5 separate regions of the Mus musculus genome follow, and regions 2, 3, 4 and 5 are each linked to region 1. Evidence: chromatin loops called from intact Hi-C (ENCODE). Cell type or tissue: gastrocnemius. All regions are shown on one strand.

Evidence for each region. Peaks named below come from ENCODE experiments on the same cell type or tissue, not always from the same donor. Only the 100,000 strongest peaks of a DNase experiment are listed, where the experiment ranks them.
Region 2: it touches region 1 in a loop (9-fold over the local background); 16 of 42 quality-filtered maps call a loop at or near these places.
Region 3: a loop joins it to region 1, with 2.5 times the contacts of the local background. A loop is called at or near these places in 5 of 42 quality-filtered maps.
Region 4: it touches region 1 in a loop (6-fold over the local background); 18 of 42 quality-filtered maps call a loop at or near these places.
Region 5: it touches region 1 in a loop (6-fold over the local background); 6 of 42 quality-filtered maps call a loop at or near these places.

What each region holds. Positions count from the first base shown.
Region 1 is chr2:136,911,713-136,916,712 of GRCm38, forward strand. All of the region lies in intron 2 of Slx4ip (SLX4 interacting protein), which reads left to right. Among named protein-coding and RNA genes, the nearest start is that of Slx4ip, 22 kb to the left of the region's middle. In gastrocnemius, a CTCF peak has its summit at 2,808 (motif pointing right); a DNase peak (open chromatin) is centred at 500; H3K27ac peaks cover 1,984 bases.
Region 2 is chr2:137,730,579-137,735,578 of GRCm38, forward strand. No RefSeq gene overlaps it. Among named protein-coding and RNA genes, the nearest start is that of Gm14064, 70 kb to the left of the region's middle. In gastrocnemius, a CTCF peak has its summit at 2,049 (motif pointing left); DNase peaks (open chromatin) are centred at 113 and 2,006.
Region 3 is chr2:137,088,555-137,093,554 of GRCm38, forward strand. It overlaps Jag1 (jagged 1), which reads right to left. Exons shown (of 26, transcript NM_013822.5): 9 at 4,653-4,766; 10 at 3,943-4,056; 11 at 3,396-3,442; 12 at 2,882-3,055; 13 at 2,301-2,451; 14 at 1,211-1,375; 15 at 658-771; 16 at 43-156. Among named protein-coding and RNA genes, the nearest start is that of Jag1, 25 kb to the right of the region's middle. In gastrocnemius, no CTCF peak of the experiment used is centred here; a DNase peak (open chromatin) is centred at 2,416; H3K27ac peaks cover 477 bases.
Region 4 is chr2:137,940,748-137,945,747 of GRCm38, forward strand. No RefSeq gene overlaps it. Among named protein-coding and RNA genes, the nearest start is that of Gm14062, 66 kb to the left of the region's middle. In gastrocnemius, a CTCF peak has its summit at 2,211 (motif pointing left); a DNase peak (open chromatin) is centred at 2,205.
Region 5 is chr2:136,981,250-136,986,249 of GRCm38, forward strand. All of the region lies in intron 2 of Slx4ip (SLX4 interacting protein), which reads left to right. Among named protein-coding and RNA genes, the nearest start is that of Slx4ip, 92 kb to the left of the region's middle. In gastrocnemius, a CTCF peak has its summit at 2,901 (motif pointing left); no DNase peak of the experiment used is centred here; H3K27ac peaks cover 431 bases.

The DNA of each region.
Region 1 (5,000 bases):
TAGTAACAGATATGAACACTCAAGTATTAATCATAGATATTTGTCCATTAAAACACAAAGTGTTCGAGAAAAGAAACAGAACAATAAATTATTGCTTAAAATGTCCAATCATGTATCTGATATCTGCCTCAGGAAAAGTTCAGGGTCCCATTCCTGGCTTTAAGAAGAGTAAAATGTTGCCAGGCTTCATTCCCAGTAATTACATTTTAAGATTTAACATGTTTAACTTGGGCTCCAGAAGAGCAGTACAGTGAAAGCCCCCAAGCTCATTGTCTGTCTCTAGATCATTTCCTCTGCTTCCTGCATCTGTTTTCTTGGATTAGTTCGGTATTACAGCAAAGTCTACGATTCTTTTGGCCACGAAGACTGCTTTCCCACTTCCCCTCCCAACCACTTACTGTTTCGTGGGTGGGAAAATTTTTGTTGTGAGAGTTGATTAATTAGAAGGGATTCCTGGCTTCCCTAGCAATGGCAGCCTGGGAAGATTACAGAGCCTGGCTTAGTGACAGGCAGGCCAATCTGTATTTAAGGAAAACTTGGACCAGCCAAATTTCCCTGGAATGTGGATCTGGCTTTGTCTTCTACAGGGAATGTGCAGTGACCCTTTGCCCCTTCCCACCACTGTAGAAGGCTGACAGCATCTCCTTTTGCTGGTCCATACTGTCCACTTTTTCTTTGGGGTCTGTGGGGAAGTACTGGTGTAAAAAGCCTGAGTTGTTTTCTAAAGTTGAAATATAATAGGTGTAAATGTTTATTAATGCATAAAAAGGAAATGAGTTTACTATATTTTAAATTTTTCTTTATATCTTTATTATTTATGCTTTTTCTTTCTCCTGGTAGCAATTTTAGTTTTATACTGAGATCTACATTTCAGCTAACATTTCATCAGTCTTTGCATTTGTAGAACACCAGAAAAAGTTAAATATGCTCAAATATTGATGTGATTTCCTTGTTATAGTAAAAGCGAATGGGAAGAGCAATGCATTGCATTTCTAGAGAAAGAGACAGCTGAATAGAGATTGGCTGTCAGGCTTTTGTCTTGCTAGCTTCCCTCTGTGAATCACTTACAGCCTGTGTCCTAGGTTTTTGGTGTACCTAAAGGGGAATGCGCCACTGACTGTGTCACCATTGCTTATTTGAAAGTTGATGCATTGATCTGGTATGAAGCATTGAAAACAAGATTGCAGCAGGTATTTCCATATAGGGTGAGTTCTACTTACTGACCTTCTGGATGTTAAGAAAGATTGAAGTGAAGCGCTCCAAAAGAACAATTAAAGGCACTTCAAGTAATCCTGGTATTTATAAGAAATACAGCTGAGAGGAGAGCGACCTGTATCCCTGAGAACACTTTTCCAATATTTGTCTTTGCCTAACTTTGAAAGCCTAAGAAGGATAAGTGTATTCCTTCTCCTGAGTCTTAAACTCACCACTTTCCCAACCTCTTCAGCTGTTTCTTTTGAGAGCTCTGTTCTTTTGAAGGCTTTGGGCTGTAGTGCCGTGGCTGGCAATGTGCTCCGAGTGTGCAGACTGCTGTTGCTGCATTGCCAGATTGGGAAATGTGTGCAGCTAGGTGTGTGCTGCTTACTTGATGGAACTGGAACAAAACTGCTAGCAGCTTTCTGACATTACCCAGCTCAAACTATCATGGCTGTGGAGGTTTGGGGTACCTTCTTACACCATAGGAGAGTTGCTGTGGGTATTGATGGCTTTGCAGCAAGAGGATGTATTTGTTTTGAAATAAAGCTTCTTTTACCAAGTGTTCTCTGTCAGTTCTCAGGCCTCCCTGTCACAGTCTGTTTCCTTGGAATAAAACCTGTTTTTGTTTCCTTTTTTTATAACTGAAAAATGTTTCATGTTTTCTTCTACTTGCCAGACTGCTCCAGGTTTGCCTGATGAATGAGTCTTGTTTTCTTTGATATAGAAACCAAATATTCCTATGCTAATTATACTTACTTTATGTTCAGTGCCCAGTAGGTGCATCTTATTGTCACACATTGCACACATTGTCCTAGAACACCCCCGAGAAGGACTTCTCCTCTGTTTCTTTTATGTCACGGGACCTGAATACTCTAGGATATTACCGAGGTGACCAGTACCACTCCTTCTGTGTTTTTTCCTCATAACTTCTTTTTCTGGACAGGTAATGTGTAATCTTCAATTTGTGGTATATCCTTTACTTAAAAGTTCTGTCTTTCTCTATTTCTGCCATAGGTGTTCCTAGTGACTTTTAAAATAATTCTTTTACAAGCAGCTTCTGTTTATTTGTAATTGTTTATGCATGCTGTATGTGTGTGTACTTGATTGTACACATGTTCACATATGTGTAGCCAGAGGCCAACCTGGGGTGTCATTCCTTAGCATCCACCTGTACCTTTTGAGACAGGGTGTCTTAGTGGCCTGGAACTCAGCAAACAGGTTTGACTGGCTGGTCTGCAGGTCCTAGGGATCCACTGGTCTCTGCCTCCACAGTGGGGAGATTAAAGATGTTCTCAATTTTTCTTTGTGAGTTCTCTGGATCAAAGTTAGATTCTCATGCTTGCATTTTACCCTCTGAGCTACTTCCACAGCACACCAACAGTTAGCCAATTAATTCTTCTTAAACAGATAACAGAATGACAACATGTAGAGTTCACTTCTATGTCATTCAACATTAAACTGTAACACTATTTTCTTATAATGATTTTGTTTTTCCTGATGCACATGCAAAGTATGTGTTTTATTTTATCTTCTAGTGTTAAAACAATCTTTACTAGAAAGGTAGACTCAGGATCCTTCACCAACTGTATGGATTCTCTCTAAAGGCTGTAGAGGGCATCATTGTTCTATGTTTCCTAAGGTAACTTCTCTAGATACTGTGATCCAAGAAAGCAGGCCGACTGAATTGCTGTTAAAATGGATGGCTCAGTCTCAGATTATCACGGAACCTTAAATTCTGGTCTGCTTGCCCATTGGTTGTGTATATAGGTACTCCAGAGTCTGTTATACACACGTGTATTTCTCTTGCTTCCATCCCAACATACTTACTAGGATACACCACACTGGACACTACAGTGAAAACAATCACAACTACCAGAACTATCCAGAGTGGCCTTGAGAAATTATTCTGAGACTGGCAGAGGCTATCTGCTGGGTGCTTTGTTCTAGGGTCAAGAATCTAGAACTGCTGTGCTAGGAGGAAGAATCCCCTTGTCTTTGGAAAGCCTTGTGGGCCCAGGCCTATCCTAACAGTAAACGTTAGAAGGGGCCGAGGGGGACTGACACATGTTGTCCTGGTTAGTGCTCTTCCTCCTCTCTTCTTCTCATTGTTCTAGTCAATGCCAGTTTGGGGATATTTGGTTAAGGAAGTTAGGGGTGAGGTGGGTATTGTGTATCCCTGTAGTTCACAGTTCCTGAGAATTCTGTGGCACTGTCTTAAGTGTGCAGCCATGTCCTCATTACCCATACAGTCTAAATATGCATAGTGCTTACTTACTCTCTTAGATATTTCTCCTGGAGTACCTTACAGAACATAGCCATTAAGTAATACAGGAAATTAGGCTTCTGCATGTGTCATTCTGTCACATGTGAGTAGCATGTGACAGTACTTTGATCTTAAGACTTCTTTGTCATTTGGCTGCTATTTGTTATTTATATAGTTATTTGACAACCCTTTGTACTCACACATGTGCATATACCTACATGCGATATTTGTGTGACATTAGAAAAGAATGCTCTACTGTGTGCTTCACAAAAGTATGACATCATGAAGATTCTGGTAAAGCAGATAGCAGGTCAAGCACCCCAGTTTTCATTACTTGAAAAATCTATTATCTGTTTTATTTTTTTATTTTTTAATTTTTTAATTATGTATTTTCTTCATTTACATTTCCAATGCTATCCCAAAAGTCCCCCATACCCTCCTCCCCCACTCCCACTTCTTGGCCCTGACGTTTCCCTGTACTGGGGCATATAAAGTTTGCAAGACCCATGGGCCTCTCTTTCCAATGATGGCCAACTAGGCAATCTTCTGATACATATGCAGCTAGAGACACCAGCTGGGGCGGGGGGGGGGGTTACTGGTTAGTTCATATTGTTGTTCTGTTATGTACTAGTATTGGCATCTTGTTCATGATGTCATTTCTATAAATTTTTTGTCATTTGTGCCTGCTTCTGTAGGTTATTTTATAGCATGTCTTGAAATTAATTTATTTCTGTGTGTGTATGCACATGCATGTGCACTAGTTGGAGATCAGAGGGGACAGCCTTGGGGTTTGGTCCTTATCTTCCACTTTGTGACTGTGTTTCTAGTTCCCCCCTGCATGTGCCAGACTAGCTAGACTGAATTTCAGCAGTTCTTTTGTGTCTCTCTCTGTCTCTCTGTCTCTCTGTCTCTCTCTGTCTCTCTGTCTCTCTCTGTCTCTCTCTGTCTCTCTGTCTCTCTCTCTCTCTCTGTGTCTCCTGTCTTGCTTTGAAAGAGCTGTGGTTATAGACCCACACTACTGTACCTCACCTTACATGGGTCCTAGGAATCTGAACTCAGGTCCTCATTATTGGATGGCAATCACATTATCCACTGAGCCACCTCCCAGTCACTTCTTGAAATTTAGATCATTAGGTTTTTGAGGAAAGAATACTAGAATGTGAAACTAACATTAGATTTTACCCAGGATTCCTGAGTTCATCTTGTGGTTTCACTTATAAAATGACACGAAATCATGTTAATTCTTGGAGCAGCCCCCTCTTTATCTACAGATAGAAATAACAGGATTATCTGTCTCACTGGGTTTTTTCATATCAAATTAATAATGAAAGGTATAATGCTACGAAAGTGTTTGGAAAAATAACATTCTATGTGTGCCATGGAGCCCTCAGTAATTGTTTTACAGTGATGTTCTGTGCAGTAGAGAGACTTGGCCTTCAGTTCTTATTTGTTCTTGCTCTCGTAACTTTTTGGAGTGAGGACTAGTCTAATTCTTTTCATATGTGAGGTTTCAGTTACCAAGTCTTTATTTGTCTTTGCT
Region 2 (5,000 bases), 820 kb after region 1:
GCCCGCTGGGATCTGTGAACAGACAGTCCCCTGCGGGAGTGCCCTCCGCCTCCCTTTGTCCTGCCCGGCTCCAGGCTGCAGCAGCTGATCTGGTTATTATAATCCTGAAAAGAATTTCTAGGTGGCCACAGTGACCATAAGGAAGCGAGAAACCATAAGGGCTGAAAGCCACCAAGAGCAACACATGGGCTATTGAGCGCTAATCCTGCCCTTAATTAGAGGATGGCCTCAGCCTTGTGGCGCTCTCAGCAATCCAAACTGAGGAGGAGAGGAGTGGGCCAGGGCTTGAAGCCACCATTTACCGAATGTGACGTCATCAGCACCGTTTTTTTAAAAAGAGGCAAACAAGTGTATAAAGAGTCGATAGGGGACAAATCCCGACTGCATTTACGATTCAATTAAAATTGTTGGAGTTTTGTCTGCTCTTTTTCTCTTTACCCCATTTTTAAAATCATGTGCACTTCATCGAAAATGCAATCGTCCTAGATCATTGGTTTACTTACCTTAGCCGCATCAAAGTATGACGCCATACTCACCAACATCTGCACAGTTTTCTCTCAGGCTGTAGTTCTTAGAAATAAAACTGATGGGCAGGCCAGCAAAGAACAAGTTTGCCTCTTCTGAGACTACCTTGTTGACTTGCCAGTCTGACCCTCTGTTTCCATGGCAATAAAAAAGCTCTGTCTTCTTCATTTGAGTGCCCAGAGCATGCTACCACATTCTGCCAAGCTTCCTTCGTTTTAATTTCTCTCCATTTGCCTGTTAGCTGCGTGGACAATATCTGGCCAATGATCCACTAATCATGTTTGATCATTAGGTAAAACATTAAAAAGGAGCCTTTAAGAAGTAAATGATCAGTTTTCAAAGTGTTACGAATCTATCCATGCTTTAATCTAAGTGCACACCTTGCAATAAAATAATTACAGGAAAGAAGATATGTTTTTCTATAACTATCCTGCCCCAACTCTGGCACAATTTATACCTTGATTGATTCTCTTAATACATGGTGTGATAAGGGGCATAATTTTCTTTTTTCATTTTTTGTGAAGGAAGTAATTGAGGTCTAGGTTTTCCACAATTACACAGAAGACTCATAACTTGGGTCTTTAACACCTTACGATGATTATTCTGGGGACTGTGAGCAGATCTCAATACACAGTCAGAGATTCAATTTCCAGGTGCCCCTTCAAGAAGGTGGCAGTTTTCAAATGTTAATTGCCAAAGTTACAATCCCCACCCCCAGGAGGTAAGGGCAGATCAACTCAGGGAGGTAACATTCCACCTGAGGTAGGAGATCTTTGAGAAGCCAGGGTTTTCACCAATTTTCTTGGGGAGATTTGAATTACTCTTTCCATAGAGCCCTGAAATATTCACTTGAAGGAATCCCTTAAGTGCTTGTTGAAAAGACAGCAAAACTTGCTAGGGAAAATGATGGGAGAGGCCTATCGGTTTAACCAAGGACACCTGTGTACTCAGGAAACACAAGTAGAAGCCTGAAATGTGGAAAGAGACTGGATAATAGGACTATTCATTTTAAAGCAAACTCTTTTAGCTTGGAGCAGATGTATACGGACACTTGCTAGCAAACATATTTGAAGTCAGTTATAAGTATTGACTTAATGTTTACTCTGCTTGAAGACATATCATTGCTGGGTTTTTTTGTTTTGTTTTTTGTTTTTGTTTTTTTTTTTTAATAGGATACAGGCCTGGATTAGGAGTAGGAGATAAATAGCCAATTTATATCCTGTCCAGAGTTCTAAAAGAAAGAAATGGAGAGTAAGATTAATTTACCACATTTAAGTCCTGCCAAAGATCCCACTGAAAGGCAAAAGGCTTGTACACATTTATATTGGATCTCACACAATATGGAAGACGACAAAGTATTAGGAGAGATTAGACTAATTAAACTAGATTTTGAGAATGCCTCAAAGAGATCCAAGGTACTGATATCTTCCAAGTAGGACGACAGTGAAGGCTTCCAGAAGCTTGTAGCCCAGCTCTCTGGCTCTGATGGCTTTAGCCATGGGAGCACACTTGTGTATGCAGTGACATCTAGTGACAAAGGAAAATAAAGCCAGCTCAAATGTTCCAAGAGTTTGTTCAGAAATGACCCTGCTGTCCTTATTTCATAATACTTTCTACTGCAGACAGATAAACCAGGTTCCACACCTTGTTCATAGAGGGTCAAGAACAACACATTAGAAAGAGTGAACAAACAAGCCTGCCTGCAGAATGCAACAGGAATCAACAGAGACTCCTCTCCCCTTGTCTATTCTCAAAGCAGCAACTAATGACATAAAATCTGTGGTTCTCAGGAGCTGTTGAAGAGCTGTGAGAAATCAGAACGTCTCATTCTCAAGTTCACATTCAAAAGCTTGGGTAAGACACACGTGCAAATTATCCCACCAAGACGAAGCTTTACATCCCTTATTAACTTTATTCTTTATTGAAACCTGTTCTTTTTATTAATTGGAGACAGTCATGATAAAGCATTTCCATTTTAACTGACTTCAGGATTTGAAGAAAGTTTAGTGTGCTAGATGAGTAAATTCAAAACTTTCTCTCTAGAAGATCTTAAAGTCTTGCCTTGGTTCATGCTGAGTAATATGAAAATCCAGAATTGTCACCTTATTGGTGCTTGGATTGGGAAATAACCTGTGAAGAAGAATTTCTACTGGTTAGATATTTGATCTGTAGTCTGCAGAGCTTGGGCTATCAGAGATATGTTATGGGGTGCAAAGAGTTTCAGGATAGAGTGGGAACTAAGAGTTTGTTAAGGAATGCCTTGGGGTTTTATTTATGATTGCAGATCCTTTAAAAAATACATTTCTTCTACATTAAACAAAAGTTTCTCCTGCATAAAACATATTGGAAAGTTGCTAATTTAGAGATTCCCTTGGAAAATAATATTTGTATTTCTTTCTGTGAATTCCATACAGTAGCGTCTGATCATATAATATAATTACCCCAACTCCTTCCATAATTATTCTCTTTACCTGCGATTTCCCATCCACCAAACTTTGAGTTTTTCTTTTTTTCATTTTCTTCCTTTCTTTATGTGAGGGTTCCTCTGCAGTGTAGTCAACCTACCATGGGTCAAGACAAGACATGCCATCATGTGATGTCAAAGCTGGCTCTCCTTCTTCTCAAAGCTATCAAATGCCAATAGTTTCCTCTAGGATTTTGTTTTCATGTCTCTCCTTCCACGTTGAGCTTGTGCCTCACCACAGCCTGTGCAATTCCATCCGATCTATGGCTGAGCATTCCACCATCTCTTACTGTCAACCTGTTATAAAGTTAGGGGCTTTTATCTTTGCTGATGAGGGTGGGTAGTGGTACCGTTTTATGAGTAGAGATCATTATGAGTCATTTTATAATATGGCCATTTAGCAGAAAACCAGTAGTAGGTTCTCCTTTAGGGCTTATAACATATCTAGGCACATGTTGACAGTGCCTTTTAACAGTCACAGAAAAAGATTTCATCTCAGGGAGAGTACCTAAGAGCCAATAAGAAAGTGATTGGTTAGGTTGGAGAGATGGCTCAGCAGTTAAGAGCACTGACTGCTCTTCCAACGGTCCCGAGTTCAAATCCCAGCAACCACATGGTGGCTCACAACCATCCATAATGATATCTGATGCCCTCTTCTGGGGTGTCTGAAGACAGCTACAGTGTACTTACATATAATAAATAAATAAATCTTCAAAAAAGAAAAAAAAGGAAAGTGATTGGTTACTTTAAAAATATTTGTGCCACTATTGCACCAATTGGCGTATCTTTCCGGGGCAGTCTTTGTTGCAGCTTGCAGCTGGTTCTCCTCTGGTAGTGCAGATACCACCTTTTAGCATTTATAATAGCCAATAGCGGTGAAGTTTACAAGTGAGTACCAGCTTGATTTTATCTATCTATCTATCTATCTATCTATCTATCTATCTATCTATCTATCTATCTATTTATTTATATGCAAGTCCAGTTTTTGGTGACTTCACCAATAGGTTTTTTTTTTTTTTTTTTAACCTTTGAGTACTGGAGGTAACCAAGAACACTGGCAAATAGCTTGTAATGTTGGGGTGAAGGATTTTTAAAATTCCATTGGCCCAAATCTCACAAAGATGTAAACAATTCCTGGTGCTTATGTTTCTATTTGCTAGCATGTGGTGTCCTTCTGTTGTAGAGAAACTTCATTAAAACTCTTTTTATGTATTCACTAGTATAAATTTTAGGAAGCTTCTATAGTCGTGGGTCTCCAAATGGCTTTTTCAAAAGGCCTTTGGTGTTAATTGGGCATCCCATATTTCCTCCTCCCTCCTACCGCCCCCCATCTCCCACCCTGATTTATTATTTCCTGCTCCAGTATTCCCCTCTAATTTTTGTATAATGTAATAGCTTTTCCTCTCTCTCTTGAATGCCCCTCCCCATGACCACATAATAATTTGTTTAACTCTCTGGGTATTCCAAATGCAATACACACATCTGAAGATTCAAAGCAAACAGGCATTCCCCAAACCAGTTGACCTGAGTTCTGTTCCTGGGAATTACATTGTAGGAGAGAATAGACTGTTGTAAAGTATCTTGTGAAGGTCACACTCACCTCCACTTTCCAAATAAATCAATCAATAAATAAATAAATAAATAAATAGAAAGAGAAGAGATATAAATGACTGACTGACCGTATATGAGAATGTTCTAGACTGTTGTAAAGTATCTTGTGAAGGTCACACTCACCTCCACTTTCCAAATAAATAAATAAATAAATAAATAAATAAATAGAAAGAGAAGAGATATAAATGACTGACTGACCGTATATGAGAATGTTCTAGACTGTTGTAAAGTATCTTGTGAAGGTCACACTCACCTCCACTTTCCAAATAAATAAATAAATAAATAGAAAGAGAAGAGATATAAATGACTGACTGACCGTATATGAGAATGTTCGCCATTACTAATCAAAAGAACAATGCATATGAAAATCATGTTGACACATTCTTTCCTTATTATGACT
Region 3 (5,000 bases), 180 kb after region 1:
TCCCTCAGAAGACAGACAGGAGACCCCGGCAGCAACACTTACGGGAATGGCAAGTCTTTCCTTTCCAGCCATTTTTGCAGTCACAGTAAAAGTCATTGACCAGGTCTCGACATGTACCCCCGTAGTGACAAGGGTTCTGGCTACAGTCATTTATGTCTAGAACCAAAGAGACACAAGGCTGAAGAAGTCCGTCATGATAAGGGGCAAAGCTCGACTATGAGAAGATCCAACCCTGGCTTTCTATGCTATCTTCCAAGAACAAGTGAGATGTCCTAGGACCTCAACTTCATCATCAACCTTTTAGACAAGTTCTCGGCTAGGCGGAAAGAATACAAGTTATAAAGAGCACACAATCCTCCGGAATGCCCATGGCAATTAAAATCAAGATGGTCAGAAATGTCAACAAGTCAGAATACGTGCCTGGAAAGAACCTAACTGCCAATCTAATTCTATCATCCCCCAGTGGTGGCTCCTCCCACTACTGCCCAGCAGCCTTAATAAATACCAAGGAGATACAGGAGATCATTACAGCCACCATAATAGAAATCTCTGGAAAAAAAAAAAAAAAGGGCTTCCCCCAAGGGAAGGTGTTATCCCTGCTCTACCCCGAGCCCTCACCCTGGAGCCATCTGTCCCCAAAAGCAGCAGCAGACTCACTGTTCTCACAGTGCGCTCCCTCCCAGCCGTCACTACAGATACACTTGTAGGAGTTAACGCCATCGATGCAGGTGCCACCGTTTTTACAGGGGTTGCTCTCGCAGTCGTTGATATCTGGGAAAGGAAGCATGGGCAAACTGAGGAGCCGAAGGGCCAGTCATGCAGCCACCGGGGCACCGCCTGGTCATTGTCACAGCTGCCTCCTTAGCAAACGTACCTGGATACATCACTACCCTTTCTGTGCCGGGGCTTCTAGATGGTACCTCCCCATTTTAAGACCCTCACACATTGGCTTATTTGGTAGGCCTGGGGGGAAAGCTTCTATAGAAAAGAGGGACCACTCAAATAAAGGAAGGTTCTACAACATTCCAAAATCATCTTGAAGAGCTCAAGAGACTATTGGTGGTCTTATCAACTGACTAATGCCTCCATCAGGGGCCTAAGGAAGCCACTACTTGTCCTCTACCTTATTTTCTTCCTAAAGCAATTCAAATACATCTGCTCCCCCAAGCTGGGTACCCACTGGGCTCCCCCGTTCCAAGTGGAATCTTACTTTCATGGCAGTAGGTGCCGGTGAAGCCTTTGTTACAGTCACAGGTGAATTTGCCTCCCGACTGGCTCTTGCACTTCCCATGGGGACCACAGACGTTAGAAGAGATATACCGCACCCCTTCAGGCGTGTCGTTGGAGGCCATGGCCACAGTGCAGCTGTCAATCACTGAACACAGGCTTGGGATCAGACTCCAGCCACATACCCACCGACAGCATTTCTAAGTAGAGGACTTAGCCCATGTATGCCTGCCTGATTGGATAGGGCCACTCCTTGGGCTAATGAGTTAACTCATCAAGAGGTGCTTGGGAACTAAAACCCAACAATGTTCTTATGACAGGTAAAATGTAAGACTCCCAAGTGGACAGAAAGTCTTTTTAAGTTTCTTTTAATGGCACCTTAATATCTATCTCATGTTAAATGCTTGTCAAAGAAGGTCACCTCTATACTTCCCTGCTACCCCACCCCAGCTTCCCCCTTGACAGGGTTTCTCTGTGTAGCCCTGGCTGTCCTGGAACTCATTTTGTAGACCAGGCTTGCTTCCAATTCAGAGAACTGCCTGCCTCTGCCTCCTGAGTGCTGGGACTAAAGGCGTGCGCCACCACTGTCCAGCCCTCCTTCATCTTAACCAAAACTAAAGGACAAACCTATCTAGACAAGTCTTTAAGTTATGCCTCCCAATATAGTAGCCATAGGCCACGTGTACGTATTTTTATATGAACTACTCCAAAAAAGTGTCTCAAGCACCAATAGCCAGCCATGGCTACAATAACTGATACAAACGCCTAACTTCCCCACTGCTATAGACCCCTGCTGACAGCGCTCCTCAGAGCAATTCTTCTCTTCTGTCACAAACTTGGCCACCTCTGAACTGGGATGATAAATGGATTTCACATTCTCTCCCTTGGGCAACGGTACTCGGGCTCTCCCAACAGCAGCCTGACAGATTACCTCCGTATGGTTTTGTTTCCCTAAGTGATCAGATTAAGTTTCATCTGAAAACCTTCCTCACCCATTTACCACTTATCAGAGCTCTAGGGGGAGGTGGCAGGAGCCCATCTGTGGATAGATGGGCCCTGGGTGAGGGAGATACCTTCGCAGGTGGTGGTACGGCAGTGGTCTTTCAGGTGTGAGCAGTTCTTGCCCTCATAGTCCTCGGGGCACTTGCAGAAATAGTCACTGGCACGATTGTAGCACTGGGCGCCATTCTGGCAAGGGTTGGGCTCGCAGTAATCGATGTCCAGCTGCCATATGGCAAGAGTGGGAAGGAGCAGATCAAAGGAAAACAAAGGCGTCATCATCACTTCTCTGGGCAGTAAACAATTGATTGCTCCAACCCCTTCCACAAGGAGACCCCCTATACAGAATACACCCATGTAACCCTTAAGGTCGTCAGGTCCCAGGAAAGCATTAAAGCCCAGGGCACGGTGACAGCATAGAAAACAGGGCTATGGGATGACACTCAGCCAAGCAAACAGGCCACAGTAATCAATAAGAAATCATTCAACTCTGCCTTCTACAGCATTTGTCTAGCAGACATCCTCCAGTCAGTGGGGTGCTAGTTGGTGTCAGGGGTCTAAACAACTAGAGTGGGGCAAGGAGGGGAAAGAATGGTGATGGAGAATAGGGTTCAACACTAAAGCTTGGTGACCTGAAGTTTTTGCCTCCGCTCACCTGACAGAGGTTTCCAGAGAAACCAGTGGGACAGAGACACTGGAATCTGTTGATTTCATTCTGACAGTGACCCCCATTCAAGCAGGGGTTGCTAGCACACTCATCGATGTCTCTCTCACAGTGATCGCCTGCATAGCCAGGTGGACAGATACAGCGATAACCATTAACCAAATCCTGGGAGAAGAGAAGGGGGAGAAACACATACATATTTATCTATGTATCCACGAACCCAGGACGTCGTCAGGGATTTGACAAGACTGCTGTGGTTCAGGCCATTCACTGAAATGGCCTCGTGCTAAGCCTGGGCCCAGACTAGCGGTTCCGAATGCCTGCCTTTAAGAGGCTCCTGACAAGCTAGGGTTGGTGAGGGACTCAGCTTCTCACCAGCATTTTAAATCCCATAGGAGCAAGACTCTCCCGTGTCACATAAATCTTAAAAGATTGTTGTCATGTGTCAAGCAAGGTTTCTGTTCAAGCAATGACAAGGTTTCTGTTCAAGCAATGACTTACGTACCCGACAGGAGGCGTCATTCTGACACTGGCCAAGGCAGTCATTGATATCTGAAAAAAATAAACAAGCCGTCACATTAAGGAGGCACGTGACATTGAATTCGGGTTCACCTGAAAAGTACAAGACTGATAAAAGTTTCAATCAGATTTCCCTGTGCTTCCGGTGAGATAAGGCTATGCCACAGGGTGGGGACCCTCCCTAATCCTCCCAGACGAGGGAGTGAAACTTCACCTCATTGTTCTCATCACCTTATCAGAATATGCCCAATTTTAGCAACTAACAAGCCTGATAAATTGTATGTTTTCCTTACTGCTTTAGCCTGGCCCCTCCCTCTCCAAAAACATTCCCTTCCCCTCCCCCTAATAAGGTTTTTCCTTCTATTCAGCTGGAAGGTGCTTAAACAGCTTATATCAAGAAGCTGTGGGTTCCGTCCTTAACATCACAAAGTAAGGGGAAAAGAGTCCCAGAACCCGAGCAGGGGTTGGAGGGGGATGAATGGAAAAAAGACTTGTCACCCAAGTTTCATGAAAATCAAAACAAAGTCACTCACTTATGTCACAGTTCTGACCCATCCAGCCAGGAAGGCAATCACAGTAGTAGCTGGCAATCAGATTCTTACAGGATCTGGCATTTACACAAGGTTTGGCCTCGCACTCATTTGCATCTGAAAAGCAGCAAGGATGAACAGTGACAAATGGGGGACTGCCCCCACCCCACTGCTGTCCCCTTGAAATGAAAACACCATAGTGCTGGTCTGAAATATGAGACATTTTAACAAGCTAGCTAAATAAGAAATAGGAGGTGTCTTCTATTTGGAGCGTTGGAACCCTCTCCCAGCCTTTATCCATCAAGGGTTGCTAATTGATAACTTTCTTTTGGGCTGCTGGCTGACAAACAGCAAGCCACCAGGCACTTGTGTGCAAAACCCAGCACAATCCAGTTGCTGGGCTTTAAATGTGGCAAAAAGAATGCAGACAGCTCGTTCCTCACGAGGTCATCCCTGTTTAGAACCCAGCTGAACACTCCTGGGACAATTGACATGGTTCAAGGAATCCCAGGGCTTTCCCACAGGACCTAAAAACCCTAGGCCATTTGCATGCAAGGTATTTCTCCCAGGCTCGTTAGACCCTGATAATAAATTACTTCGTATGATGGGATACAGATACGCACACACTGCTGGCCACATGCTCGTCCCTCCTCACAGCTCTGAGGAGCACAGCCAACCTTGGCAAAGAATTACAGTCACGAGAGTTTCCTTACCTAACTGACAAGTCTTGCCAGTCCACTGGGGCGGGCACACACACTTGAATCCATTCACCAGATCCTGGCAGGTGCCCCCATGGGAACAGTTATTTGGAGAACAGTCATCGATGTCTGTCCAATGCAATGAGAACAAGAAAGGGGCGGCAATTTAATTTCATTTGATCCACTTGGCAATTAGATAATGCAACAGCACTCTCCACAAGAAGAGTCTTCACCTAGGAACCGGACGGACACCTGCTACAAATCTAAGAAAAGCCACAACAGGGAAGGGAGGTGATGAAAGGACCCAAGCCCTTATTTTAGCTTGAAATCCCTCACTGCCCTAGTTCAGTTAATCCGTCCCTA
Region 4 (5,000 bases), 1.0 Mb after region 1:
ACCACAGGGCTCTCATTGTTCAGATGAGAATTGAATACAGTAGCTTCAAAAACATCTGTATGTAAACATTTATACACAGTTCTTAGTGAGATATCCAAATTTTTAGGGGAGGAGTCATAAAGAAATTTAGAAAAATAATGACCACATCACCAAACCCTTAAGTATTTCTGCTATGGACTTACTAATGAATTTTCTCCAAGTCATGTTTTTGTGTGTGTGTGTGTGTGTGTGTGTGTGTGTGTGTGTGTATGTGTGTGCCCTTGCGCACTCATTTGTGTATGCATGGATATGTTTGCAGAAGCCAAAGGTGAGATGTCCTCACCAATCTCTCACTGAATCCAGGGCTTCCCAGTTGAGGCAGGCTGACTGACCAGCAAAACCCAGGGAACATTTGGCCACAGCTAACCGTGCAATAATGGAAGTTGAAGAACATTTATGAGATGGGATCTAGCTTGAGGAAATGGGTCCTTAGGAGAGGGATCTAATTTCTCTTCTGGCATAAACTGCCTGCCCCACCATGCCTTCTCTGCCACAGTGAATTTGTACCTTCAAAAGCCATCAACCTAAATAATGCCTTCCTCCCTTCAGTTGCTTCTTGTCAAGTATTTCATCATAGCAGTGATAAATGTAGCTAGTATGTGTTCTGGTGTGTTTTTAAAATTTTGTAATGTTTTAATTACTTTGAAATATTTTGTAACTGATCAAATGAATCTAAGTGATGACAGTGTTGGGCCTCACTTTTAAAATCAGACCAGAAGGTAAGTTTAAAGGAACGGTATCGATAAAAATTTCTTTTCCAAAGATGTGCCTCATGTTTTCTCTTCCCTTTATATACAAAGTGTCTATAATTTTTACATTGCCACAAATTAAAAGGTACTAACCATGTGTTGCATTGTCAGAGTTCAGAGTGTTCAGGACTTGATTCTAAGAATTGAAATAAAACTACAAATACTCACCATTGAAGCCTATACTTAAATATTGTTTCTAACATATTTTGCCAGTGTTGTTTTGTGTTTAAATGTTAATGGAAAGTAGGCATCAAGAGAGATAATTGGGAGGATAACTGGGACACAAGAATGGCTCATTTATATAAAGCCATTGTGGGGCCAACATGATACAAGAGTCTGTGGTCTAGAATCTCTTTCTCTCTCTCTCTCTCTCTCTCTCTCTCTCTCTCTCTCTCTCTCTCTCACACACACACACACACACACACACACACACACGGTTATGGGGGTGCGGTGCTCCTGATTCTTGTCTCTGTCCTTGGCAACTGTGTAATAGTTAAAAGTCAAAACTGCAATAGAGAGTAACAATCCAGATTACTAGAATACTTTAAAAATGGCCAGAAGACAGCTGAAATCTTCCCGTTTAACATCATCTTAAAATGGAAGAATTGCTTAGTCTGTGGACAGGGTTTTTCTGTTGTTGATGTATTGTTGATGTGCTGACTTCCCCAATTCTGGCAGGTATTATTACACTTTGTGTGTTGGTTGTAGCCTTTCTTTTCACCCCACAAGTAGTCATGTGAACCCAGCACTGTAATCCACATGCACACAGAAGCTTTGCGTCCTGAGAGCAATTAAACATTCTAATGATTTTTCTTACTGAGTTCCAACGGAGTGACCTTGTACTCAGCAGCAGCACACAGTTGAAGGTGTGGCTTGATAACCCAAAGAACTTCTCAGCCTGGGTCCATGCTATTTTATGCATCTGTGGAAATAACACTATTTAGATCATTTATGTTAAAGATGACCTAAATGTTTCTTCTAAGGCTGAGTCCACAATTTTGGCAAATTATTACAGCTAAGAGTCAATTACAAAGAGACACCTTGGAGGCAGTGTCTCTGAGCATGCCACGAGAGTCCCATTTGAATCAAGCTACCTACATTTGGGCAATTGTCCAAAGTATTTGAACTTTTCCCCTTCTCTAGTTCTAACACGAACACTAAAAAGCAAACAAAACAATACAAACAAACAAACCCAAAAACTTGTAAGTCTTGTAAATATGACCAAGCAGAGTTTCATTGACTTCATTTTTTTGTTCTTAAAGTTAAATTATGATGTTTCCAACTCTTCTTTGAGGTGTAATGTTGACCATATTTGACAGAAAAGCATAAACAAAGAAGAAGCACTTCAAGCCAGTGTTGTCTCCTGAAAGGACGGGAAACCAGCTCATCGTTCAAATATTATCAACTGTCGCCCTCTGCTGGCTAAATTCTGGAGTTCGGTTTCAGAAGAAAGCAACGCACTGGTTTTACTGTGAGCATGTGTGCAAAAGCTGCATATGCAGATTCTCAACATTTGTAAGGCATCTATGCTTAGCTGAGCTTCCAAGAGTTTTTCGTATTGATTCATCATCGTGGATAAGTTGAAGCCAGGCTGGGACTGATACCTACATCCATTAAAGATGGTTTCTGTTAAAGAGCAGGATACATAAGTCAGCCATGAGAAACAGCTGTCTCTCTGCCATAAGACCAAAAAAGGATCACAACCTATAGATGCTCCTACCTATAACTACCGCATGCTTTTGTGCGTTTTCAGGACTACCTGACGGTTTATAAAGAATACAGGGAATCTTAATCAACACATCTTCTTCCAGGGGGTGTGTCTTAAGGCTTCCTCAAATATAACTTTAGGTTTAATCCATGGGAAATCACAAACGCAGAGTTGTTAAATGTCAGCATTGTCAAGGGACAGAGCCAGAGCAGAGCCAGAACTACAACCCATTTCCAGGATCCTCACCTTACCCATTTCCAAGGATGTTTCTGCACTGTTGTGCACGTAGTCTGTCACACTGGTGCATCAGGAAGCCATTAGGTGTCCCTCTGCCAATTGTGTTTCTTGTCACTGAGACGACAATAGCTAACAGCAAAAACTTAAAAAGGAAAAAGTTCATTTTGTCTCATGTATTTATGATGTTCAGTCTACAGTGGCTTAGCCCTATGTGCTCGAGAAGAACATCATGTTAGTCAGAGCATGCGTTTCCTGATCCCAAAGACTACCTAGAATCCACCTGTCCTTTAAAATTTTATTTGGCAGCTTATTTATTTTTGTCCCTCTTTTATCTAATGTTTCTATCCTCTGAAAGAATGGGTTTGGGGGAGAGACAAGCCATCTTTTTAAATTTTTTTTAATTAGGTATTTTCTTCATTTACATTTCAAATGCTATCCCAAAAGTCCCCTATACCCTCTCCCCCCACACACCCTGCTCCCCTACCCACCCACCTCCACTTCTTGGCCCTGGTGTTCCCCTGTACTGGGGCATATATAGTTTGCAAGACCGAGGGGCCTCTCTTCCCATTGATGGCCGACTAGGCCATCTTCTGATACATATGCAGCTAGAGACACGAGCTCTGGGGTACTGGTTAGTTCATAATGTTGTTCCACCTATAGGGTTTGAGACCCTTTCAACTCCTTGGATACTTTCTCTAGCTCCTCTATTGGGGGCCCTGTGTTCCATCCAATAGCTGACTGTGAGCATCCACTTCTGTATTTGCCAGGCACTGGCATAGCCTCACAAGAGACAGCTATATCAGGGTCCTTTCAGTGAAACCTTGCTGGGGTATGCAATAGTGTCTGCATTTGGTGACTGATTATGGGATGTACCCCTGGGTGGGGCAGTCTCTGGGTGGTCCATCCTTTTGTCTTAGCTCCAAATTTGTCTCTGTAACTCCTTCCATGGGTATGAAGTTCTTAGGCAAATGGATGTATCTGGAGGATATCATCCTGAATGAGGTAACCCAATCATGAAAGCAGTCACTTGATATACACTCACTGATAAGTGGATATTAGCCCAGAAACCTACAGTACCCAAGATACAATTTGCAAAACACAAGAAAATCAAGAAGAAGGAAGACCAGTGTTTTTCTTTAATTCTTTTTACATAAGAATGAAGCAGTGAACCTGATATAGCTGTCTCTTGTGAGGCTATACCGGGGCCTAGCAAACACAGAAGTGGATGCTCACAGTCAGCTATTGGATGGATCATAGGGCTCCCAATGGAGGAGCTAAAGAAAGTACCCAAGGAGCTAAAGGGATCTACAACCCTATAGGTGGAACAACAATATGGACTAACCAGTACCCTCCCCACTCTCCCACCACCCACCCCCCTCTGCATATGTATCAGAAGATGGCCTAGTCAGCCATCAGTGGAAAGCGAAGCCCATTGGTCTTGCAAACTTTATATGCCTCAGTACAGGGGAACGCCAGGGCCAAGAAGTGGGAGTGGGTGGGTAGGGGAGTGGTGGGGGAGGGAATGGGGGACTTTTGGGATAGCATTGGAAATGTAAATGAAGAAAATACCTAATTAAAAAAAATCAAAGAGTTGCTTTAAAAAAAAAAAAGAATGAAGCAGTGAGGACTCTGTGAGCACATGATATCCCGCCGTGCATAAAGATATGTGCAGGAGGTGTGAGAACCTGTTTTGCAAAGATCTTAGCAAATGTTTTCTTACCCCACTCAGAACTGCAGATAGAAACAAAGCAATGATTCCACCCAGGTGGGCTTAGCAAACCGATTTTCTTAACTGGGTTATGTTCAGGATCGTGGCCAGCTTATGGGCAGCTATATCACCAACAAAAGGTATCCAGTTGTCAGCAATAGCTAATTGTCTTATCTTTGGGGAAGGTGCAGGCGGACATCATGAGTCCTGCCACACTTCATGATGGGCTGTCAGTGAGCCTAGGTTTGTATGCGTATCCTCAGGCAATTACAGCTGTTGGGTTCAAGGGGGTGAAGGCCATGCCATGCCTGGTAGACAGTGTCCTCCAACAGCTTGTCTTAGGGCAAATTCTCACATGTGTCTGCATTATGAGCCCAATGAATCAATACAATTTCTATTCTGATTTATTTTATACAGTAACAACTCAGTGCCACTTTCCAGGAATATAAAATGTATTCTAAGAAACCACTACTATGTCAGTCAGTCCTGGGAACTCGTGACTATTATAATGCTAGCACCCAGGAGGCTGACATAGCAGGATTGCCATGGGCACAGGGTC
Region 5 (5,000 bases), 70 kb after region 1:
GGCCATTCGTTCCTCAGAGCTCTGCCGTCACAGAGGCCTACTGTTTGCTTTATTCTTGTTGCTGTAAGTGACATTATATCCTGAACATTGTTGTCTTTGCACTTGCTGGCAAAATTTGCCCTTTTAGATCTGGACTATTCAGACATTTCTATAATTGACTGACATGTGGACCCTGTAAGTTTGTGACTTATCTTAGTGAAAAGAGGAGCTTAAATGGTCCCCTCTGGTGTGGGAAATCATTAGAGCATTTATCCCTGCTTAATTTATTTAATAGAAATAATAATAACAACAACAACAATGCCTAATCAGGGCTGGGGTTTTCTCTCATATTAGAGCATTTGGTTAGAATGCATTCAATCTCCAGGGCTTTGTATGTCACTAAGGGTAGACATTGGTGTTTCAAAAGCACCCCCACACCAAGCACTCTGTGTCTCTTTGTGTCTGCTGCTTGTGGCTCAGAAGGTAAAGCTCTCAGCTATTGCTCCGGTGCTGTGCCTGTCTGCTTTCTGGCATGATAATAATGGACTAACCCTCTGGAAGTATAAGCAAGCCCCCAATTAAATGCTCTCTTTTATATCTGTATCCCGCCATGATAATAATGGACTAACCCTCTGATACTGTAAGCAAACCTCCAATTAAATGCCTTCTTTTTCAAGAGTTCCTCTTCACAGCAATGAAGCAGTAAGTAAGACACACATACACAAACACTTGCAAACATACATGCATACACACATACACACACCAGATACACATGCCTGCATACAAGACACAAACATATACACATATAAATACGCACAAATAAATGCATACACATACATACAAAGAGACACATACTGTCATGTACACACACAGAAACACACATGCAAATGTGCATAGATATGCAGAGACACAGATACAAACTCATGCACACAATGCACCCCCACATATACAGACATGGTAAAATATTTGTGATATCTATAAAAAGTGTGAAAGATTAATATTTTAAGAAACTTAGTACCTACATATAACATTACTCTGTAACCCAAAAGTATATATAATTATATATGCTAATTGATTATGAAGAAGTTGATATTAGCACCTTTATATAATAGTTATATGGGAGGGCCCTCAGTTTAGAAAAGTGAGTGGAGGGAGGGAGGGGAATCTCTTCTCCAGGTGGATGATGCTACCCCCTCAGTTATGACCTGATGTAGCCTCATGGGAAAAGGTATTCTTCTTGTGACTTACTTGGTAAAAATGACTCTTGTTTAGTGTCCACCTTACACCAATGAGAAGACTCTAGCTACCCATCCAACCATACAGCAGTTGGAGAGTTTAAAATATTAAACCAGTGTTTAATGTTTCAAGAAGAATTCTGGAAATGAGAATCATGATGCTGCCAGCCAGGTAAAGGGAGCTTCACTTGAGTATGCAGTCATGGGTTTTGATGAAGAAGACACAAAGGAAAACTGCAGAAATCCTTGGTGGAGGCCAGGTGGGAAGTGGTGTTCATCAGAACCAAGGTTCTATCTTCTGCCTCATTGTTTGCCTTCTGCCGTTGGGCTGGTATATGCTCAATAAAAAGCAAGTGAATAAGTAGCTAGTGACCACCAGAGATGGAGCACTGCAGAATACAGGAATGTCAAGTTCCATGAGGCTGGAGCATCTGGCAGACGGTATGCCTCACAGCAAGCCATGCAGCTTATCGCAAGAGCCGAGGCAAGATTTCAGAGAGAAGAGGCTGGCTAATAATAATTCCGAGAGTGGGTCCTAAAGTGCAGCTGACTTGGACAAATTGGGATGTATGGTTAGCTTCTCATAGAGTTAGTCTTTTCTCTGAGAACAACTGAAAGAAAGCTCTCAAAGTTCTTCTAGTGGAGTAGAGGCTGGGGACAAAGTTGAACCCAGTTTGATCCCCCTAGGAACAGACTGAAGGTGAATTGATGGAGGGAACACAAGAGAGTGCTGCAGAGGACCAAGCAAAACAAAGTGGTGGCTTGGATTGTAGGAGGAACTGGGTACCTGGGACTCCAGGATGGGGGTTGTCTGTGACTTCTGGAGAAGGGAGTGTCAAGTCTTAGAAGCAGAAAGGTCATGCTACCATTGACCTAGAACTGGAGAGGGAGCAGGTTGTTGTGGGGATTGAAAAGTGAAGGTATGGACATTAAAGTTTGCATCCTTACCTTATGAACATCATTATCTTATGAAAAGGGAAAGAGTGAATAGCCTGCCCATTCTTCATGTTCTTTATCCTCTGCCTTCTGCCCCTCTATCTACCCATTCACTATTGACTTAGGCCAAAAATGTAAACGGAAAACAATCTCTTTCTTTCCTTACAGGTAAGTGTGTCTTACAAAGTAGGTGCTGAGTGAACCTGCTTAGCAGAGCAAATGGTTTGTCCAGGAGAGAGGGGATTAGAGATGCCTTTAGAGAGCTTGAAGACCTTGGGCTACAAACAGCCTGCTTGGGAATATGAAATTGGGAACACTAGTGAAGAAGAAAAAGAAGCTAGGATGGGGCCTGGAAACTCCCCATAGGAGCCTGAAACGCTAGAGTCCTTCAGGGAATGTCCTTTGCATTTAGAATTGTAGCTGATTTGCAAACATCTCATGTCATATAATAGCTTCTCTCCAGGGTCTTCACCTCACCTTTTTAAAAGCGTGGAGCATGGACTTAGTATTAACATGTAGAAAGCGGGTTGCCTGTGGATAGCACTTTTGTCCCATGAGGTAGACACACACTGAAATAGCTCAGTCCTCTAGTCATCTGTTTTCTTGTTCAAGAGAAGAGTTTATGTCCTTGCATGCATAACCCAGCAACTCCCTGAGGTGTTTATGAGGCCTGTGTGCTGTGGCAGGCGCTACCTTCCGGGCAGGTAACTTTACTCTATGAGACTTGCCAGTATTGGTGGCCACCATTGCCCTCTTCTGGTAAGGGGCTAATGCTGCAAATGCACTGAGTTTTTACAAGGAAGAAAATTGAACCTCAGCATTCACTTTGATCAACTGTGCTCTGCCACCTGGCATTAAGCCCTAATAATGAAATGAATGTTTGCCTTCAGTAGTGTAATATATACTCCAGCCATATAATTGTGTGAGTCTAACCTTATTTACAGTTTTGGCTTGTGGGCACTACCTTGGATATTCCTACCATTTTCCACATCTGTCCACTTTCTTGTTGATGAAATATTTCTTCTGCTTTTTTCACTGCTTATGAAAGCCTGTCTTGTCTGGCTTCTTCATTAGCTAATACATGTGAGTTTGCATTGTTGATAGTGGCAGCAATTACAATGAATATGGATCTAATCAATTTTAGTATCTAATATCTCTGAAGCAGTAGGGCAGAGAATGTTATAGGCCTGGGCTAAACAATGTTCATTAGGGATATCTTAGTATTTCTTGGTGACATACCTATGTGCTTTATAATTCCGAGGCAACTTTATGTCACATGGTAAAAGTTGAGCTACACTGAAGTAACTGCCTCCATTGGAAGGAGCAGAGAGAATATGGTATTTCAGTGTTCTTTGTGGAGTAGCTACTCAAAGAACAGGCCCTGCAGTTTCTTTTCTGATTAGTCTTTGGCAGCTTCCCTTTTCTTCTCCAGTAGAGTAGATATGTTCTCCGTGAATGAATGGACATTGTACAGAGGAACCATAGTGAATATTTATAAGGGAAATGGTGTTTTATGGGGCATTTAAGTACTTCTTTAATAAAATCCTTTAATGTAATCCTTCTTAAAATGTAGAGTTTTAGTTATCTCATTAAATAGCTACTTGACACTTAAACCTGAAGACTAGTACAGATAAAAGCTAGGTACCATGCTTATTCCTTTTATTAGAATATAAAGACATGATGTTTATCTTTTCAGCTAGATCGATTTGATGTCAACAGTTAAGATAATTAGGTTTGTTTTTTTTTTTCCCTAGGAATTTAATAGCAAAAGGAAATACATCTTTTTGGGAGATTAATTATGATGCATGGAAGAATCCTTGGGTAATAATAATAATAATCTTGGGTAATCTGCACTGTCAGGCTTCATCAGTAGGTACCAATGTATGATCAACAAAGCCTGATGCTTCCTTAAACTGAGGAGTTGAGGATGGGACAAAACTGTCCTGTTTAGGGGCAGTGTAGAATGAATCAGAAAGCACGCACCGAAAGAAATATAGCTGCTTCCCCCCACCACCAAAGAAAAATATTTAGCCTTTCTGCCAGTTAAATTAGAAACAGGCACTATAGAACTTGATTTTCAGGACACTAATTCTCTACCAGCCATGCTAAGGCAGAGGCAGTGAGGGAAGCATAGACGCAGGATTAAAGGAGTAGAATGTTATCTAGAAAGAGCAGGGGTGGCACTGCGCACGGAATAGACCATGGAGGACCCTCCAAAGAAACCATAACCTGCACCTTAACTTCTTTTTTTTTTTTTAAGATTTATTTTATTAATATATGTAAGTACACTGTAGCTGTCTTCAGACACTCCAGAAGAGGGAGTCAGATCTTGTTGCGGATGGTTGTGAGCCACCATGTGGTTGCTGGGATTTGAACTCAGGACCTTCGGAAGAGCAGTCGGGTGCTCTTACCACTGAGCCATCTCACCAGCCCTGCACCTTAACTTCTATAGGTCTCAGGTCAGAGTTCATCACTCATTGCCTACCCTGTTTGAAAGACACACAAATTTATCATTTCCCCCTTGTCTCCAGGTGTTCTATTCAGTGAACCTTCAGAGAAGCCCAAGCAGCATTAGAGTCCATGTGACAATGCCAGGACAACATTCTCGGTGTTGGTTTCTAAAACACGAAGGAGGAAAGAAGGGAGGGAAGGAGAGGAGGAGGGAGGGAGAAAAGGAGGGAAGGAAGGCAGGCAGACAAAAGCAGCCAGTGAAACATATCCAGCAAGGACTGGTGGGGTCATGCAGATGATCCTAATGTTTGTCCAGGGACAGGAACCACTTGTCATAGGTCACTGATTGTCACAGTGTGGCCCCCAGGTCCATCAAGGTTACTTGGAATTTTGTTAGAA